Regions from separate parts of the Homo sapiens genome. Here region 2 is linked to region 1. Evidence: chromatin contacts called from ENCODE Hi-C or POLR2A ChIA-PET data. All regions are on one chromosome and are shown on one strand. Each heading gives the region's core, a stretch centred on a gene start or an enhancer-like site at or near the end of the contact. The rest is flanking DNA. Distances are from core to core; before and after follow the strand shown.

Region 1 (6,559 bases), core at 406-2,905:
GCCTAGGAGAATTTGAGGGCTGAGAAGGGATGTCTTCTGAGGGGCTGGGGAAGGTCCAAGAAACCAAGGGCTGGACGGTGACCAAGAGTAGTGAGAAGAGATTTGATGGGGCCCAGGAGACATGAGGGTTGGGGAGGGTCTCAGAGGAGCCCAGGAAAGGTGGGGACCGGGTTGTTCAGAGAAGCACGGGAGATTCACGGTCTGGAGGAAGTGTCTAAGCGTCTAGGGTGGCCTTGGCGGGGGAGGGGGAACTTTGGAGGGGTCTGGAAGAGCCCGAAGGTTGGAGATCCGTCTTTGGAGGATCTGGGGGATGGCTGCGAGAGGGGGGTGTGTTCGGAGGAGCCCAGGAGACTCAGGATTGGGGAAGAGGCTTCTAGGAGACTGAGAAGCCTAGAGGGACCCGGAGGGTTGGAGCTGGGGCGCTCCTGGGAGACTGGGGGCGCCTGGAGAGGCGGGGGTGGGGTGGATGGGGGCCCCGAGAGCGCGCTCACCCTGGCAGCCCGCGACGAGTAGGGGTCCTCGAAGAGCGCCCACACGCGGGGCTGCCAGCGGCGCCACCATGTGCCGCCCGCGCCGCCCGCGCCCCCTGGCGGCCCCCCGGCGCCGCCGCCCGCGTCCTGGAAGCAGAGGCGCTTGAGCTCGCCGCCCGCTCCGTCCAGGCCGCCGCCGCCCGCGCCCGCCTCGTCGTCCAGGCCTCCGTCGTGGGCGCCTGCGGCGTTGGCGGCGTTGGCGGCGCCCGCGGGGTCGGGCGCCTCGAAGGAGTCGAGCGCCTCCTCAGCGTCGCGATGCTGCCGGTAGGTCATCCAGCAGCAGGCCTCCACGTCGGTCTCGTCGATGCCCCAGAAGCCGAGCTCCTCCTCAAACAGGGGCCCGCACACGTCGGCTGGGCAGTGCAGCTTGCCGGTGCGGTAGTAGTTGAGCACGTACGCGAAGACTCCCGGGTGCCGGTCAAAGAAGAACTCGTCGGCGCCCGGGTCGTAGTCGAAGCGTGCCGCCGCCTCGGGCTCCGTCAGGCCGGCCAGCCGCGTCCCCGGCAGGGTGCGCAGCGTCGAGCGGTACGTCTCATGGCGCACGCCGCCCACGTTGATCACGATCTTGCCGCTGTCGCCACCGCCGCCGCCGTGCCGCCCCATGGCCGCCGCCGGCAGCCCGGGGCATGGCTCGGCGCGCCGGTCCCCGGGCCCGCGGGGTGCCGGGGGGCCCGCCGGGGACGCGGCGGGGCCGGGCTGCGCAGGCTGCTGCTGCTGCGGCGGCAGCGGTGGCGGCGGCGGGGACTCGGGCGGCTGCGGCGGTGGCGCCGGCTGCTGCTTGCTGGCCCCCTGGCGCCCGCGGAAGGACGAGACGCAGACTGAGCTCAGCATTGGACGGGGGGCGGGGCGGGAGGGGCGGGGACGCAGGGGCGGGGACACGGGGGGAGAGACCGACGGGATTGGGTGGGAGGAGGAGCGAGGTAGCGGGGGCGTGGCTTAGGGGAGAGGAACCAAACTGATTGGCCTGGGGGAGGTGGGGCGGGGCTGTGGCTGGGAGGAGTGGGGCGGGCACTCTAACGCGACCCAGCTGGACGAGTCGGGGCCGCCAATGAGACGGAGCGATTGGCTCTTTCTAAGAGAGCAGGGAGGAGGGGCGGGGCGGGGCGTCAAGGGAGGCGGGACCGGTTACTACTAATTGTGTTCGGCAGCACTGGTAGCCAGGGGAAGGCGGGGCTAGATACGATAGAGAGAGACCTTACTGAACTGAAAAAAGTGCGGGCGGGGTAGAGGGAGGAGGGGACACATCCAAGCTATTTAAAGACGCCCGACTGGCCTGGAGGGGCGGGGCCACCATGAGAGAGGCCGTCCTGATTGGGCTGAGAAAGGGGCGGAGAGAAACAAAACAGATCGCACGCCCTCACCTAAAACACCGCTAGGCAGGACCTGGTGGGGAGGAGCATTGCTTGGAAGAGACAGGGCCGCAGAAAGTAGAAACGGTCCAGATGAGACTGCATGGGGCGGGAACTAGAGATGGAGGACTTTCCCGCGCAAGGGGGACAGGCTGGACTGAAAGAGGACACGGGAAGAACAAAGACTTAGACTCGGTGAGAAGGTGTTGAAACTTGAGAGAGTCCTGGAAACCCGAGAGGGTCTGGATAGGCCTAAGGGAGGGAGCGGGGCTGAGGCTCCAAGGCGGGCCTGGTTAGTCGGGGCTGGGCCCGGAGAATGAGTGTCCGGATGGATGAGTGGTACTGAGGAAGGTGAGTGGGGTCGACAAATAGAAAACGTCTTGAGGCAGGGCGCAGTGGCTCACGCCTGTAACGCCAGCACTTTGCGAGGCTGAGGTGGGTGGATCATTTGAGGTCAGGAGTTCGAGACCAGCCCGGCCAAAATGGTGAAGCCCCGCCTCTACTAAAAATACAAAAATTAGTCGGGCGTGGTTGTGGGTGCCTGTAGTCCCAGCTAGTCGGGAGGTTGAGGCAGGAGAATCGCTTGAACCTGGGAAGTAGAGGTTGCAATGAGTCGAGATCGCACCACTCCACTCCAGCCTGGGCGACAGAGCGAGACTCTGTGTCAAAAAATAAATAAATAAAAGAAAAAGAAAACGTCTTGAATGGGCGGTAGGAAAGAGAGACTAAGGAAGGAGCGGGGCTTGAGGGTCTTGAAAGCAACCAGGGTAGGCGAGGGCAGGGCAGGGCTAAGGGAGGGTAGAGGAACGGGAGAGGTGGATCCCAGGGGAACAATGAGACTACAAAGAGTACAAAGCTACTGGGCTGGATGGAGGGGAGGGACCTGGAACGGGGAGTCTTCGGGATCAGAAGACCTGGGAGAGGGCACTGCCTAAAGGTCACAGGGTCTCAAAGGGCGAGGCGAGAACTTCTAACGAACGCTACACCGCGGCGGACTGCAGATTGGAGGACCGAGGGTAGATGAGGACTGGTGAGGAGGGGGCACGCAAGGAGGCAGAGAGGACGGGAGAGGGGAGAGGCCAAAGCGCCAGGAAGCACCGTCAAGACTGAGGCAATATAGGCAGGACCGATAAAAAATGGGGTGGGCTAGGAGTCTCAGAGGTCGGGTTCTGGGGAAGAATGGAGTGAGGGGCGGGGCCAGAAAAAGGGGACCGCCTCGGAGCGGGCCGTCCCCGCCCCCTGGGCGGTCGTAGGCTCCGAGAGGCAGAGCGCAGGCTCAGGGGGCTGGGGCGGGGCCAGCGGCTGCGGCTGGGGCTGCGGAGGGAGGAGGCGGCGCCTGCGGGAGCGAAGGGGGCGGGTCAGGGGGCTGCGGGCGCCCTCGGGCAGCACAGTTTCTGGCCCGCCGCTTCCTGCTGCAGGTGCGGCGGCTGATTCGTATCGCCTCCCAACCCCATCCCACCCCCGCTCCCGTTTCTGGGTTTCTTGGCGTCTCTTTTTCTCCCTTCTTGAGTATTTGTGCCGCCGTCTCTGTTCCCACCCCTCTGAGTCTCCGACCCCTCGTTTGTAAATCTGCCCTCCTGGGTCTCTGATTCTGTCCCCCTCCTTCTGAGTCTTTGCTCCTCTTCTCTCTAGGCCTCAGTCTCTCCTCCCTGGTGTCTCAGTCCCCGCCCCCCCACCCCAGCTCCCCCGAGTCTCTTTCTCTTGGTTTCTGTACCATTTTATCAGGGGTGTGCCTCTCTGTCTGGGGCTCTGTACCGCACTCCCTGGGTCTTGTGTCCCTGTCCTCTACTCCCTCCCCGCAACCCGCTTTGTCCTGCCTCCTCTCTGGGTCTCTGCCCTTTCATCTGAGTCTGTCTCCTCCTTGCTCTCTGACAACCTCTTTCCCCTCCCCCTTCTTCTTCCCCTTCTCCCCATCTCTGGTGTATTTCCCCCTCCTTCTTCCCCTTCTCCCCATCTCTGGTGTATTTCCCCCTCCTTCTTCCCCTTCTCCCCATCTCTGGTGTATTTCCCCCTCCTTCTTCCCCTTCTCCCCATCTCTGGTGTATTTCCCCCTCTTCCGTCTCTTTCCCTCCTCTGTCTCTGCTCTTTCTCTTGCTGGCTCTCTGTTCTTCTCTCTCTCCCTCTAAGTTTCTGCCTCTTCACTTTCTCTATGTCCCCTCCCTGAGTCTCTATTCCTCCTATGTTTCACCTTCTTCTGGGTCTCTCTCTTTCTAGGTCTCTGTCTCCACTTCCTGGGGACCCTGTCCCCCTCTCTCTGGGTCTCCGTTCCTTTTTCTCAGACCCCCCATCACCCTCTCTAACCCCCGTCCTAGCTGGGACTGCGTCACTGCAGAGAGAGTTGCAGAAGTGGGGCCTGTCCTGCAGCCCAGGAAGGTCGTTGCCCTCACTCCCCAGACCCAGGGCTCTCCATTGCACCCAATCCATCATGTCCTTCAGCTTCTGATGGAATCCAAGAGGGCACAGAAAAGACATAGGTACTTCCTACCCCTTCCCCGAATTCTGGTGCACCCCCAGGCAGAAGCAGAGAATCCTGAGGTGAGGGACTGGGCTGGGGCTGGATGAGGCTCCTGGGCAATTGGGGGTGGGGTGGTGGAGGCAGGAGCAAGGGCTGGGTAGGCACTATGGGCTAGGTAAGGACCTCGGTCGCCATCCTCCTCCACACTCCCCCCTCAACCCTGCTTTTCCCTTCTGCTTTTCACAGCAGCCAGGCACGGTATCAAGTGGCTAAATCAGCGTTTTTTTGCAGAGGTCAGAAGTGTGGGAGAAGGTGGGGGCTGTGGGGAAAAGGGGCTGGAATAAGGAGGAATGTGCGATGCGACTCAGGATTAGAGGCCATGGGAGGGGAAGAGGCAGCGGGCCGGGAGTAGCAGGCTGGTCCGTCCACATTCCATCAGGCCCTGGGAAACTTGGATGCCAGCACTCCCTCATGGCCCTCCACAGACCCCACCAGGGTCTATGGGAGGATTTGTGAGCCTGGAGTCTCCACCCACCCATTAGAGAGGAGGGGGCTTCTGGAAGCTTCATGAGGGCTCCAAATACTGGACACTCAGCTATGTTCACAGACCAGGAGGAAGTAGACTCGACTCTTGACTAGGGACACCAGGAGGGGAGAGGCCAACGTCTGTCTCGTTTTCAGTTCCTTTCCCCACCCCTGCTCCTCCCAATCCATCCGTTCCCAGGCCCTCAAGACACAAAATTCCTGAAAGCTCCAACTCCCATCTACGTCATCTTCGGCGTCCCCTGATAACCCTCCCTCCCCCATTACCCCAGGCCCTGGAATTGGGGAAGGGTCTTCCCTCCCTGACTTCTACGACCCCTTCCTTGTTCCTCTGCCCCCATTCCCACCCGGTTCCATTCGGAGCCTTGGTCTCTGGACACCAAAGGTGAAAATGTGAGGACTCTCTGCCTACGATCCTTCGTCCCCTAAAACCCTCCAAGTACCTTGGCCCCGAAAGCTCAGAGTCGAGGGGAATCTCCCCGCTATAATCTTTGGGTCCCTGGATCCCAAGTCCCCCGTCTCCAAAACTAGGATTCGGGCTGTCTTACCGCCCCCGGACCCTGAGCCTTCGCCCCCTCCCCCGTACTCACCCCAAGTCGAGGCGAGGTGGGGATGGGGGAATCCGGGGCTCGAGATGGGGGGAGGGGTGACCCAGCCCCGGCAGCTCTGGGCAGCAAGAGGCTGCAGAGGGGGGAGTGACATCACCGCCGGAGGAGGGGCAGCACCGCTCCCCCAACCCAGGGGCTTCAAGCTCCGCCTTTATGGCGGACCCCGGGGTCCTGGAATGCCAAGGCAGAGAGGAGAAACAGGAGACGAGGTCCGAGGGAACGGTATCCCCGCCCCTTAGAACAGGAACTGGTAAACCCTTACCAATTACAGCCACCCCCGACTGCCACCTGTGGCTGCCGTCGCGACCTGTCGCCTCCCACGCATGTTGTGGCTGCGCCCGCCCCCGTCAGGGCGTGACCACGGCGTGGACTACAACGACCGTGATGCTCCACGGAGCCAGGAGCCTTTGACGAAAGGCAGCGTAGGCGAGGGCCTTCATGGGACTCGTAGTACAAGGCCCATCACAAGGGTGCGCCGTGGAGAAAAGGGGTGATACCCTTCGCCTCCCTCTCTTCCTCAACTCCGTGGGTCCATGCACAAAGCTTTCTCTTCAAAAAGTACGCTCTGAAAAGAAGCAACCTAGGCAGGTTCGTTCAATGGAAATATTGGATTTTTACTGAGTAGCGCTAGCTCTGCTACCCGGTGCGCATGCGCATCACCTGGGCGGCACCCGCGGTACTGCGCCTGCGCGGTCTCGCGCCTTCCCAGGTCCGCTCCGCGAGGGCGAGCGCGCGCCAGTCCCACTCGTGCGCCGCTCTTCATGTCCCCGCGGTCGAAGACGGTCACATACGCCCCCAAGAAAACGTCGCCGAGGATCCACACAGGTACTGGAGGCGAAGCGATGTCCAAGGCCCGGAAGCCGGACAAGCAGAGGCGGACGTCACCCTGAGCAAACTGCAAGGCGACAAGGCGGCAACTGGGTGTCCAGGCCGCAGGAACCACCATTTCCCTGGGAGTCCGTGCTCTCTCCGCCCCCAACCCCGGGGACAAGAAATGTTTCTGTGGCCCCTTCCGGCCCTAGTGATGTCCAACTACCAGCTCCACCCTCTCAACTCCAGTCATATTACATCACT
Region 2 (6,399 bases), core at 997-3,496, 1.2 Mb before region 1:
CTGAAAAGAAAGGGCTTAGTTCTGATGGAGGTCTGGGGCATGCAGGTAATTAAAATCACTGTGGTTAGGCTGGGTGCGGTGGCTCACACCTGTAATCCCAGCACTTTGGGAGGCTGAGGCACGTGGATCACTTGAGGTCAGGAGTTCAAGACCAGCCTGGCCAACATGGTGAAATCCCATCTCTACTAAAAATACAAAAATTAGCCAGGTGTGGTGGCAGGCACCTGTAATCCCAGCTACTTGGGAGGGTGAGGCAGGAGAATCGCTTGAACCTGGGAGGCAGAGGTTGCAGTGAGCTGAGATAGCACCACTGCACTCCAGCGTGGGTGACAGAGTGAGACTCCCTCTCAAAAAAAAAAAAAAAAAACAAAACTCACTGTGGTTAGAGTTGAGGGAAGCATAACTGGAGAGATGGCTGGGGTCAGCCATACAGGACCTGAGTGCCAGCCTGAGAAGCTGGGACTTTGTCCCATGGGTGCTGGGGAGCTATGGGAGGGGTGAGCCAGGGATAAACTCAGCTTGCAGGTGCAGAAGGACCACTCTGGGACTCTATGGGAGATGAACTGAGGGGAGAGATTAGAAGCCAGGCCAGGGAGGAGGCTGGGGTAAGAGTCCAGAGAAAAGAGGACAAGGCCTGAGCTGGCCCAGGGCTGTGGGGACAAAAAAGAGGGAGTCAAGGCGGGCGGACATTAGTGGGCTGTGGGCAGGGAGGCCACAAAGATGGGTCTGGACGTTTGGCCAGGGACTGAGGGAACACGGGGCTGTCCCTGACATGGGAATCCTGGGAGGTTTTGGAGGAGGACACTGAACCAGGAGTTAATGACTCCCACGAGGAGGACATGAGGCATTGACATCTCAGGGCTGGCACCAGGCTCACTAGCAGTGGGTCCCATCTCCCAGTGGGGGCTGGACGAGGGCAGCGGGCCCCAGGCTCAGCTGTCTGTGTTGGGCCCTGCAGAGCGTTGAGGGTGAGCAGCATGAGAAGGCGGTGGAGCTGCTGAAGGCGGCCCAGGGCTCGGTGAAGCTGGTTGTCCGTTACACACCGCGAGTGCTGGAGGAGATGGAGGCCCGGTTCGAGAAGATGCGCTCTGCCCGCCGGCGCCAACAGCATCAGAGCTACTCGTGAGCCCCTGGGTCACCACACCCCTGGGGCCTCCACGGGCTCCCTTTAACCCCAGGCTCCCAAACCAGGCCAGTGCTTCCTGGATCTTCCAGCCCTGGCCCCTCCTCTGGGATCCTGACCCTTGACCCTTGGCCCAGGCTCTCACCCCAGGCTAGTTTGGCCAAATCCCCTGGGGAGCCCTTAGCTTCCTTCCATCCCAAGATACGGAACCTACTGTGGCTGGGATCCCTCAGCCCACTTACCTGGGCCCTTGCCTCTGCAACCCCAGTCCTGCCCCTCTTGTCTACCCGGAGCCTCCCTGATCCCGGGTCCCTTGTCCACCCCCCTTGCAGGTCCTTGGAGTCTCGAGGTTGAAACCACAGATCTGGACGTTCACGTGCACTCTCTTCCTGTACAGTATTTATTGTTCCTGGCACTTTATTTAAAGATATTTGACCCTCACTGAGTGTCTGTGTGTCTGTCCTGCATCCCTGGGTTGGTGTCTTGAGATGTGGAGGGAATGCGAGGAGCTGAGGTCAGGCCAAGCCGTTGAGAAGCCTTTTCCAGAGTCTGAGAACAGAGGTTAAGACCTCTCCCTAGGTCTGAAGGCGGAGACAGGCCGGCTTCCAAGAGACTAGTCCGAGGGCGGAGGGCGGAGGCAGGGACCCAGTCTGGGTCTGAGTGCTGGGGCAGAACTGAGGACAACGCTGCCTACCCTTAAGAGCGTCTGAGGGCGAAGGCCAAGTCCCTTCCTCCAGAGTCCTGAAACGCAGCCGGAGCCAGTGGGCGGCCTCTGTGTGGGCGGGGCGGAGCGAACCATTAGCCTCGTCCGCCGGGGGAACCCTGCAGGCCGCACTACTGTCTGCGTGGGAGTCGCGGGTGGGGGTGCCGCGTGCAGTTCCCGAGGCGGGCGCAGGGGTGCAGAATGAGGTGCCCTCGCCCACCGGGCGCTCACTCCACCTTCCAAACACAGCGCGTCTTTCCGGAAGCAGCCCCCGCCTTGAAATCCAACCTTTAGCCTCATCCCGCTGCCCGCCCAGCCCTCGTGTCCCGTGCGGCGCGAGGGCTAGTGCGCGCCACTGCCGGGAGCCGGGGTCGCGACTCGCGTTCCACGCCGCGCGCTACTCGCTCCAGGTGACATCATCCCCCTGCCGGGCTCCGCCTCCCGCCCCAGCCGCCTCACGCCGCGTGCCTATTGGTCGACGCGCCTTATGCCCCGCCTCTCGCTCTCCGCCCGCGCGACCCCTCCCGGCCGGTGTGGAGGCGGGGTCTAGTCGCCGGCCGGCGCCGACGCTCTCTCCCATTGGCCGCTCTTCGCCGTCTGTCAGTCTCCTGTTAAAGGGGCCACGACCGCCCGGGAGCCGTGGGGGGGGAGGGGGAGGGAGGAGGAATTTTTTTGGGGGGAAGGTGGGATTTGGGGGGCGCTGGTGGGCACCCCTGGATCTGGCGGCTGCGGCCTCGCGGGGGGAGGCTGATCGGTGACAGGGGCAGGGGGCTATTTTGGGGGTAGAAGGCAGTGAGAGCGTGAGGGGGAGGGGGGTCCCCAGCGCCCAAGCCGGAGCCAGAGACGCGGAGCCCGCGCGAGCGTCGGAGACAGGGCTCCAGGGCTCCGAAGCGACAGAGCCGGGCCCCGGCCGCTGCCAGGGGCCCCGCCCGGCCCCCCCACTCCACCCCACGTCCCTCCTGCAGCCCAGCTCCGCCCGCAGCCGCCGCGGACCAGGCAGGTAAGAGCCCGGCCCGGCCCTCCTGGCAGCGCCCACCCTGGGGACCCCTTGGCGAGCCTCCCCCGCCTCCCCGAGATCCCGGATTCCCTTCCTCATCCCAGGGGACCCCCGAGCCCAGATTTCACACCCCAACCCCGGGGACTCAGGCGTGCCCCTCCCGGCGCCCAGAGTCCCCGACCGAACCCTAGAATCCCGGGCGCACCGCCGCCTCGCGCCTCCTCCAGGGCCCAGGAGCTTGGATTTCCCGGTCCGGCCCCGGGACCCCTCCTAGAGCCTAGATCCCCCTTCCTGACCCTGTCCTGGGAGCTCCAGACACCCGCCGCGGCGGTGCCAGACTCCCCAGACGCGTCCGCATCGTCCCCGCTTCGCGCACTCCGTCTCCCGTCGCCAGCCTCGGGCTTGCACAGCCGGCTGCGTCCCACGGTCCAGGCAGGCTCGGCGGCCGCCCTGGACACAGGCCCGCTCTGGAGCTGTCCATGGTCAGCGCGCTCGGCAGCCTCGCCTCCCCCCACCTCCTGCCGCCGCCACCAGGGAGGGGGCGCAGGCGGCGCGGGGATCCCCCCGCCGCGCCTTTGACCCGGGAATACCCGGGCCCTCCCCGACCAGGGCGCCCCAGCCTCTGGGTTCTGCCGGCCAGGCTCGTGGCCCCGTCCTCGGCACCCCAGGTTCCTGGGACTCCAGCTGCTCCCTGAGGATCCAGGGCTTCTGAATTTTCCTATTCTGGTCGCCGTGGGGACCATGGCACCCGGGGATGCAGCTCCCACCCCGTTCGGGAAGCCTGTCCGTGTCTACACCTCTGCTGGCCCCAGGTGGTAGCCCTCACCCCGTCAGCACCTAGGAATCCTGTTCCCCAGCGTTTGCTCTGCTTAGAACCCCGCTGTGCCCTGCAGACACACAGACTTAGCCTCCTGGCACCCAGCATCTGCTCCCCGAGGGACTCAGGCGCCATGACTCCTTTCCTTTGGGGGACCCGGAATGTGATTCTCAATGCAGTTCTCTGACTTCTGTTCACACTCCCACTTGGGGACCTAAATGTCTTGGTCCCAGTCTCCTATCCCCTCAGGGACCCAGGAGTTCAGACCCCAGCTTCCGTACTGCCCACCAGCTTTTACTGAGGCTGTCTGCCTCAACCCTCTCTCCAAACAAGACCTCAGGCTCTCACCTTCCAATCCCCCATCATTTACCTCCACAAGGATTCAGGAGTCCAGGCTCCCAGCTCTGTCCACTGCCCTCCCCAGCAGGTATCTAGTTTCTCAGGTCTCACTTTTAGGAACCAGGTCTTCACAGCCTCATCACTCTGCCCCATCAACTTCACATCTCCTGTGGCCCTACCAAACCCCTGTCTCATCCTCATGTCACCCCAGGTGGCGGGCTTCAGGACTCTCTACTCTTTCCCCTAAGATGCAGCTTGTTGAGATGTTTCTAGCACTCCATTGCCCCCTGAGGCTCAGATGAGTTCCCCTTCTCCAAGTACACTCTCCCAGGCCAATGAGCCGAACACACATCACCTCCTCCAGATGTATTCTGTGGCCTGGGCTCATAAGGAGATCTAGAAGCTACCTGCTGCCATACAAATTTCTTTCTTTCTATTTATTTATTTATTTATTTTGAGACAAGGTCTCTGTTGCCCAGGCTGGAGTGCACTGGCACAATCACAGCTCACTGCAGCCTCCACCTCCTAGGCTCAGGTCATCTTCCCACCTTAGCCGCCTGAGTAGCTGGGACCACAAGCACTCACCACCAGGCCTGGCTAATTAAAAAAAAATTTTTTTGGCCAGGCGCGGTGGCTCATGCCGGTAATCCCAGCACTTTGGGAGGCTGAAGCGGGCGGATCACCTGAGGTCAGGATTTTGAGACCAGCCTGGCCAACATGGAGAAACCCTGTCTCTACTAAAAATACAAAATTAGCCAGGCGTGGTGGCACATGCCTGTAATCCCAGCTACTCAGGAGGCTGAGGCAGGAGAGTCGTTTGAACCCCGGAGGCGGAGGTTGCATTGAGCTGAGATCGTGCCACTGCACTCCAGCCTGAACGACAAGAGCGAAACTCTGTCTCAAAAAAAAATTTTATTTATTTATTTATTTATTTATTTTTTGTAGAGATGGGGGTTTCGCCATGTTGCCCAGACTGGTCTGAAACTCCTAGGCTCAAGGGATCCTTCTCTGTTGGCTCCCAAAAGTGCTGGGATTACAGGCATGGCCATCGCGCCTGGCCGGGCCACATTTCTTGTCGCACATGTGCTCTTGCATTGCTCCATGTTCTAGATTCCTTCTAAACACCAGAACACTCCCAGCTGATGTCTGTTCTGTGTTCCATTTTCATTCCAGGCATGGTCTGAGTTCTAGGCCAGATGCCAATTTTTTTTTTTTTTTTTTTGAGACGGAGTTTCACTCTTGTTGCTCAGGCTGGAGTGCAATGCTGCGATCTTGGCTCACCACAACCTCTGCCTCCCGCGTTCAAGCGATTCTCCTGCCTCAGCCTCCTGAGTAGCTGGGATTACAGGCGCCTACCACCATGCCCGGCTAATTTTTTGTATTTTTAGTAGAGATGGGGGTTTCTCCATGTTGGTCAGACTAGTCTCGAGTTCCCGACCTCAGGTGATCACCTGCCTCGGCCTCCCAAAGTGCTGGGATTATAGGCGTGAGCCACTGTGCACAGCCTTTGTTTTTTTCATATATTTAGATAAGACCCCTGAGCCAGATTCTGATCCCACCATATCCTCAGACATGTTCCAAAGTTCTAACAACAAGTCCTTCCTTCTTTGCTAAATGTTCATTTCAAGTGTGTTCCAGGTTTCAGCCACGTTGTTCTAGATTCCATTCTCTTCCCAGGAGCAATCTAACTTCTAAGATGTGTGTGTTCCAAGTATGTGCTCTAGGCTTCCTAATTCGTGCCATTGATTCTAGAATGCCCTTCCCTGTTTCCCTGTTTTAGGTTCTAAGGAAGTTCTATCTAATTGCACATTCTTTTTTGTTGTTGTTGTTGTTTAGTTGTTTTTTTTTTTTTTTTTTTTGGCGGGGGATGGAGTCTCACTCTGTCTCCCAGGCTGGAGTGCAGTGGCGCAATCTCAGCTCACTGCAAGCTCCGCCTTCTGGGTTCACACCATTTTCCTGCCTCAGCCTCCCAAGTAGCTGGGACAACAGGCGCCCACCACCACGCCCGGCTAATATTTTGTATTTTTGGTAGAGACGGGGTATCACCGTGTTAGCCAGGATGGTCTCTATCTGTTAACCTCGTGATCCACCTGCCTCTGCCTCCCAAAGTGTTGGGATTACAGGCAGGAGCCACCACGCCCGGCCTGTTGTTTAGTTTTTATTTTATTTTTGAGACGGAGTCTCACTCTGTCACCCAGGCTGGAGTGCAGTGGTATGATCTCAGCTCACTGCAACCTCTGCCTCCCGGGTTCAAACAATTCTCCTGCCTCAGCCTCCCAAATAGCTGGGACTACAGGCACATGCCACCACGCCTGGCTAATTTTTTTTGTATTTTTAATAGAGACAGGGTTTTGCCATGTTGGCCAGGCTGGTCTCGAACTCCTGACCTCAAGTGATCCCCCTCCTGCCTCCCAAAGTGC

The links. Hi-C counts contacts between places; a loop is a spot of excess contacts on that map. ChIA-PET counts read pairs that join two places held with the same protein, here RNA polymerase II (POLR2A). Pooled maps may share reads with other maps.
Region 2: a loop to region 1 is called in a map of K562, with 5 times the contacts of the local background. The contact joins the promoter of C19orf73 here to the promoter of KCNC3 in region 1. A Hi-C loop is called at or near these places in 1 of 168 maps with a recorded cell type or tissue (K562) and 5 of 50 pooled maps. POLR2A ChIA-PET finds 5 or more read pairs at or near these places in 2 of 52 experiments (activated CD8-positive, alpha-beta memory T cell and activated T-cell).

What each region holds. Positions count from the first base shown.
Region 1 is chr19:50,327,722-50,334,280 of GRCh38, forward strand. KCNC3 (potassium voltage-gated channel subfamily C member 3) reads right to left here and starts at 1,656. Exons shown (of 5, transcript NM_004977.3): 1 at 492-1,656. The coding sequence starts at 1,361. LOC105372437 (a long non-coding RNA gene) reads left to right here and starts at 1,899. Exons shown (of 4, transcript XR_007067299.1): 1 at 1,899-2,074. It also overlaps the pseudogene NAPSB. RefSeq lists silencers at 519-608, 1,217-1,766, 1,847-1,906, 2,784-2,963, 2,977-3,346 and enhancers at 1,371-1,665, 3,927-3,976, 4,287-4,386, 5,897-6,559.
Region 2 is chr19:49,116,897-49,123,295 of GRCh38, forward strand. C19orf73 (chromosome 19 open reading frame 73) reads right to left here and starts at 2,247. Exons shown (of 1, transcript NM_018111.3): 1 at 1,506-2,247. The coding sequence starts at 2,126. The coding sequence ends at 1,737. It overlaps LIN7B (lin-7 cell polarity scaffold B), which reads left to right. Exons shown (of 6, transcript NM_022165.3): 5 at 959-1,122; 6 at 1,456-1,564. The coding sequence ends at 1,477. PPFIA3 (PPFI scaffold protein A3) reads left to right here and starts at 2,648. Exons shown (of 30, transcript NM_003660.4): 1 at 2,648-2,826. RefSeq lists enhancers at 1,558-2,069, 3,432-3,932 and a silencer at 2,259-2,478.